2 separate regions of the Homo sapiens genome follow, and region 1 is linked to region 2. A link is a loop called in an ENCODE intact Hi-C map of the cell type or tissue named here. Cell type or tissue: heart left ventricle. All regions are shown on one strand. Each heading gives the region's core, and the rest is flanking DNA. Links, peaks and the distances in the headings are about the cores only.

Evidence for each region. A loop is a pair of places that touch in the nucleus more often than their neighbours do. Peaks named below come from ENCODE experiments on the same cell type or tissue, not always from the same donor. Only the 100,000 strongest peaks of a DNase experiment are listed, where the experiment ranks them.
Region 1: a loop joins it to region 2, with 2.4 times the contacts of the local background. A loop is called at or near these places in 10 of 110 quality-filtered maps.

Annotation. Positions count from the first base shown.
Region 1 is chr2:120,586,218-120,589,121 of GRCh38, reverse strand. No RefSeq gene overlaps it. Among named protein-coding and RNA genes, the nearest start is that of LINC01101, 120 kb to the right of the region's middle. RefSeq lists an enhancer at 105-998. In heart left ventricle, for the core only: no CTCF peak of the experiment used is centred there; DNase peaks (open chromatin) are centred at 1,541 and 1,931; H3K4me3 peaks cover 687 bases; H3K27me3 peaks cover 2,149 bases.
Region 2 is chr2:120,674,571-120,677,474 of GRCh38, reverse strand. No RefSeq gene overlaps it. Among named protein-coding and RNA genes, the nearest start is that of GLI2, 60 kb to the left of the region's middle. In heart left ventricle, for the core only: a CTCF peak has its summit at 1,750 (motif pointing right); a DNase peak (open chromatin) is centred at 1,816; H3K27me3 peaks cover 1,754 bases.

The DNA of each region.
Region 1 (2,904 bases), core at 247-2,746, 88 kb after region 2:
CTGACGACCAAGTACATCACCATAGAGAGGGCATCCTATAGGAAAAATTTGCAAACCCTCCTCTGGTAACCCCTGTCCCCATGAACTCCTACAGAAGCAGCTGCACGGGACCAGCATCTTCAACTTTTCCTGTTTGGTGATTTTGCTAAAATATCTCACCTAGCTCTGAGCACTCCCTGTTCACCTACCTCTCCCTCCCATCCCTCCATCACGTCTGGACACCTGATGCCCCTTATCTCTTGGCCCCAGTGCACGTGGGTTATCCAAATCTTCAGTTCCAGGCTCATGTCTGTCCTCACAGATTGACAACCTTCAGAAATGTCTCCAGCTTTTGGACCCTGGCTCCCTGGACTGCTCTTGACTTTGCCTGCTGCCCAGGTTTGGGGTCTACTTGCGTAGTGGGTATCGATTGGGGTGGGTGTCCAGCTGATGGGAGTGTGTCCAGTATGTGACCTGCCCCTAGCCACTGCCAATTAGCCCAGGATGGGGCCACTTGAACCAGGCTGAGCCAAGCAGAAGCCTTTACAATTCCCCATGCACAGACTGTCCCCAGACCAAGAGAAGCCAGAGACTCCGGTGTCCAGCTGGAACTAGAGCCGGCACCCCCAGTGCCAGCCCTGGCCACCTCTGCCTTGTCTCCATCCCTCCCGCTTTGCTCCACACACCCCCCTCCCTGGCCTCCTTATGCTGCAGCCTCAAGACCATTGCCTCTTCCTGGAAGTCTCTCTCACCTCCCTCAGGTCTCTGCTCAGGTGTCACCTCCTTCGAGGGGCCATTCCTGTCGCCCTGCTGGCTTCTCCTGGAGGTGCTCTCGCTGGTGTCCTAAGAGGCCAAAATCTCTTGTTTTGTTCCCTGTGGAACCGTCTGAGTCTAGAAGAGTGCAGGTGCACAGTGGGTCCTGTTACATTTCTGGAATTCAGGGAGAATGAGTAAGGATGGTGCAGTAGTAGCGAGACTCACAGAACTCTGCCTGCAGGGGCCATTTTCCCCAGCGAAGAGAGCTGCCCAGTGAAATAACAGAGGCCTGGGGCTCACACCTTAATGGTGAAGGGCTTAGTCTGGGCCAGGTGACGATCTTCACCTCTCTGCCTCGGTTTCTTCAGCTGAACAATAGGAATAATCACCTGCCTCTTAGTGCGATTTTGAGGATTAAATGCAGGAATGCGAGTAGGCTTTGGACTTCAGTCAAGGCTCAGTAGCATAATAATGGGTCAGGAGCACGCAAGCTCCAATTAGAAGCACTTAGGGAATCGTATTATTCTCCCAATACCTGATTTATGTAATAACAGAACTCCTGCTATCACCAGCTAGGCACGGTGGACCAGAGAGGGCCAGAGGCGACCCCAGGCTTGCAGCCGACTTGCCAGCCCGGGCCGCAGGTCGGGACCGGCGCCGGCTACCCCTCCGAGGGCGGCCGAGGGCGCGGCCCGGCCCGCGGGGCGGCTTTGTGCGTCGCCTGATTTCCATTTCCCCAGATAAACACGCGGCGGGGGCCGCGACCTCGCTGCCTAGCAAATGCCTCGGCTCCCCGCCCCGCGTGGGGCCCGCGAATGAGATGATTTACTCCTGTTTTGCATATTAATTGACCTAAATGCCACCCGTTCTGGGAACAATTAAGAGGCCCTTTGGCGCCCGGGGCCACGGGCTGGCGGCGGCGAAGTGGCGGGCGCCCCCTCGGGGCCGCGGGCCGGGCCGGGGCAGGGGGATCCGGGGACGCGCGGCCCCCACCTCCGCCGGCCGCGGGCACAAAGCGGCCTTTGTGCGGGCGCCGGGCAGGGCGTTTCCGCGCAGACAAAGCCCCCGCGCCCTGCCCTCCCACCCTGCCTCCAGGCGCCTGAAGCCTCGCAGAGGACAGGCCTTCATGCCCTTCCCTCCCCAGCCCCGCGACGTGGGGTGCCGCTTTGATCTTCGCTCTTCCCCGGAGGCTGAGTGGCTCAGTGGCTCACAGGTGGGATCCGCCTCCTACCCGGTCACGGCCGTGCCCTTGCCCTTGGCAGTGCGGGCGGCGCGGGGACAGCGTGCCTCGATCCAGGCCTCTCAGCCGACCTGAGCCGGAGCCACGGAGCTGGGGATGCCCGCGCAGCTCTGCGCCGTCACCCTGTGTCCAGGCGCACTGTAGAAGGGGGCCGACAGGAAGAGGCGCTGCGCCAGAACTGTTCCTTCCAAAGCACACCTGCTTCGTGCCTTCCTTGGGTTTCCACCGTAGGAAACTGGCACCACCTCCTACCCCCTGCTGGGGCTGGAAACAGCGCCACCCCGCTTGACTCTTTCCTGTTGCCTATGGCTCTCACCCCACTCCTTCCCGCATTTCCGCAAGTCCTGTGGGTTCCAGAATACCCCATGTCCTCTCTCCATTTGCACTACCTCTGCGCCTGTCACCAGCACAAGGGCTCCAACTCTCCCCAGTGGCCACTCCGGCCCTGTGGTTTCCCATGCGGGTGCTACTGGCAGGCTTTCAGGGGGTAAATCAGACCCAGCTGCTTCATCGCCCCACCCCCCACGCCAGCCCTTCAAAGGTTTCCCTTTGCACTCAGAAATCTACTCCTCTTTCCATGGGCCCGGGGACCCCGTGGGAGTCAGCATTCCTGCTGTCCCTTGGCCTCTAGGAGCTTATTCCAGACCTCTTTTAGGAGAGCATATTTAAGAGGAAACCTGAAGGATGAGGAGGGAACTGGCCAGCTAAGGAGTCAGGGGAACAGTGTCTCAGGCAGAGGGAACAGTGAGTGCAAGGGCCCTGAGGCCAAAAAAAAGCCCTTGGCTGGTTCTAGGATGGCCCAAGGGCTGCGTGGCTTGGAGTACAAGGGAGCACAGAGTGAGAGCAAAGGATCACCCAGGTGGGCAGGGGCCCAGCCTCTCGGGTAAGGGGTGGGCAGGGGCCGGGCCTCTCAGGTAGGGTGCTTGGGT
Region 2 (2,904 bases), core at 311-2,810:
TGTGGTTTGTCACGGCCGCATGGTTTTGAGTTTGGGGACCCCCTTCCCATGGCTCCTGTGTGGTTTGCCACGGCCGCATCGTTTTGGGGACCCCCTTCCCATGGTTCCTGTATGGTTTGCCGCGGCCACATCATTTTGGGGACCCCCTTCCCATGGTTCCCGTGTGGTTTGCCGCAGCCACATCATTTTTGGGAGCTTCCTTGCTCTATAGCATCAAGAGATGCTGCCGACTCCTCCTGTCCTTTCTCTGACCTGGCCCTGGAACGAGCTGTTTCTCTTGGAAGCCCTGGTTTGTTGTATTGAGACTGGTGTTTAGAAATCAAGATCTGGGTGCTGGCTGTGCTCATTGCCACCAGGCTCTCATTACCTCTAGGCACTCCCAGCAGCTAGACTAGGAAATACACACACACACACACACACACACACACACACACACACACACACCTGTATACACATTAAAAACCACGAGTTCTTACTGACACCCCTAATTCTAATCCAGTATCACAGGGTTCTCCGTCTTGGTGTATCTTTGATCTCCTTATCCATCATCTATTGACTGATTTGCTCAGTTCCAGAAGGCATGTAAAATAGTTTCAGAATCAGTGACCCATACCCTTGTGAAAAATTGACCAACTAGTCATGGTATGATATGTGTATATACGTCTTTTCATTTTTAGCCTTTGAGGATGCAATAAAAACACTGTTTTCCAAAGTTTCTTAGGTTAGTTCCCCCATCTTTTCAGTGGAAGTATATAAATCATTTGTAAAACTATTAGTGCCACTTATTTCTGTTTGTATTCTATTTTGGGTTTCCTCTCATTAAAAAAAATTTTTAATCTAGTACATGAAATATGCACATGATTCTAAAAGTCAGAACGATTCAAAAGGTATACACAGTGTCACTCCCTCTAATTCTTCTGTGTCATTCCCATCATCCACCCTTTTCCTACCTATGCCCACACCCTCGAGGAACCACCCCCGACAGGCAACCCGTCTTATTGGTTTCTGATTTATCCTTCCTCTGTTTCTTCTTCACAAAAGAACAGGTTTCGTATATTTTATTTTCCTTCCCCTCTTCCTTCGATGAAAAGTAGCATGTTACAGATATTCTTTAGCACTTTGCTTTTGTATTTAACGATATAATCTAGGAATCACTCCACCCTAAAGTCTCTTCTAATCCAAATATTCCCCTCCACGCTTCCATTTCCCCTGTGTCACTGAGTTGTTGGAGAAACTGGCAGTCTGTCCTGTGGAGCTTCCTACCATTGGGACTTTGCTGATTGAACCTGCAAAGTGGAGCGTCACCCATCCCCCTGCCCTGTCTTTTCTTTAACGGGTCATTGGATTTGGAGGCTTGGTCGGAGTCAAGTTTGCTTTCTTGGGAAAAGACTCAGAATTTAAAGAGATCCTTGGCAAAGCAAAGATAACTTTTGCGTAGGTCCAAATGTGTGTCCACAGGGCCCGGCTAAGCATGCTCCCAGATACTGTCGACCTCTGGGCCACTCCCTCTGCACAAGCTCTGGCCTCTTTGTCTAAAATGGGGGTTCCTTTCCTCCTGATGAACTTTGGGGTGTCGACATGCCCCTGGGGATTTACACTGAGTTTCTAATTCCTTAAAGCGGGTGGGTCAGGCCATCCTCGCTTTCATCCTTTCCAATCTGCGGGAGCTGGAGGAGAGGTTTGCACGTCTCAGTTATTGTTGTGAAAATGCAACGGATTCTGCAATTCCTGCCTGTAAAGTCCGAGGTGGCCGGTAGAGGGGGGTGTTACTCCCCAAGAACCGGCTCTGGCCTCGGCTGGGCTGTCTGGCGGCCTCCCTCCCTTCTACCGAGACTATTCTTGTCTCGGTCATTACCTGGGTATGGCAGCAGGGACAGGCCGGTGCCTGCCACGCAGGGGTGTCCACCCCCTTCTTGGTAAGCCGCACCCCGTGGGGCTGACGGGGTGTCCTCGAGCTCACAGAGAAGGATGGTCACGTGGGCCCAGGGAAGGAGCGGGCATGACTGAGGGCGGCCGTCCCCACTGTCACCAGGTTCCTGGGGCCGGCTCTCCCCTTTCCCTCCACTCCCCTGCACCCGCCGGCTTCCCCCATGCCTGGCCTGGTTCAGACTGGGCTTGGGAAGTGAGTCAGGGCCTGACTATATGTGATAAAGAGAAGCTCCTTGCTTTTAAAGGACAGTAAGGGGGTCGTCTTACACTTAGCAGCCCGGACAGAATTGATTTTTTTACAGACCCCTCTGTGGGCGAGTGCCTTTTATGAAAAAGGCAAAAATATTTAATAAGAATGAAACCCCCTGAATGGTCCCGGGTCCTATCAGAAGCGGGAAGTCCCCTTTTTAAATGGTCGCAGGCATCTCCTTTGATCACACGATATCACTGAACATGCAGTCCTCACACCCCCAACTTCATTCTCATCTCATTTTTCTCCACGGTGCATGCCAGCCTCTGACACGTGGTGGCCCTCTCTCGAGGGGGTGCTGGTGCCTGACTCCTTTGGACACCCTGTGAAGGCAGGGCCAGACAGGTCGCAAGGGAAAACCATCGGTCAAGGTGAGTGTTGCAGGCGCCCTGGAGGAAGGCACCGTGTCACCTGCTGGCCCAAGGGCTTCCAGAATTCCATGAATTACAACAGGGAATGCATCTGCCAAGCATCCTAGACCCACGTTTCTGGCCGGCACAGCCTCGCCCTCTGTGGAAATCAGCATGAGAGGTGCCACACAGAGGCTGCCTGGAGAGTGGGCTGAACAGGGGGAAGGAGTAATCCCCCATGGCCGTCTCCACCCTCACATCTCCATCCCTGCCACGTGGGGCCTGGGGTCTGGGCTGCTCTCTGGATAGCCAGGGCTGTGCTAGGCGCTGCTCAGGCTGGGCTCTCTGATGGCCCCTAAGATGTCAGCAAGACCT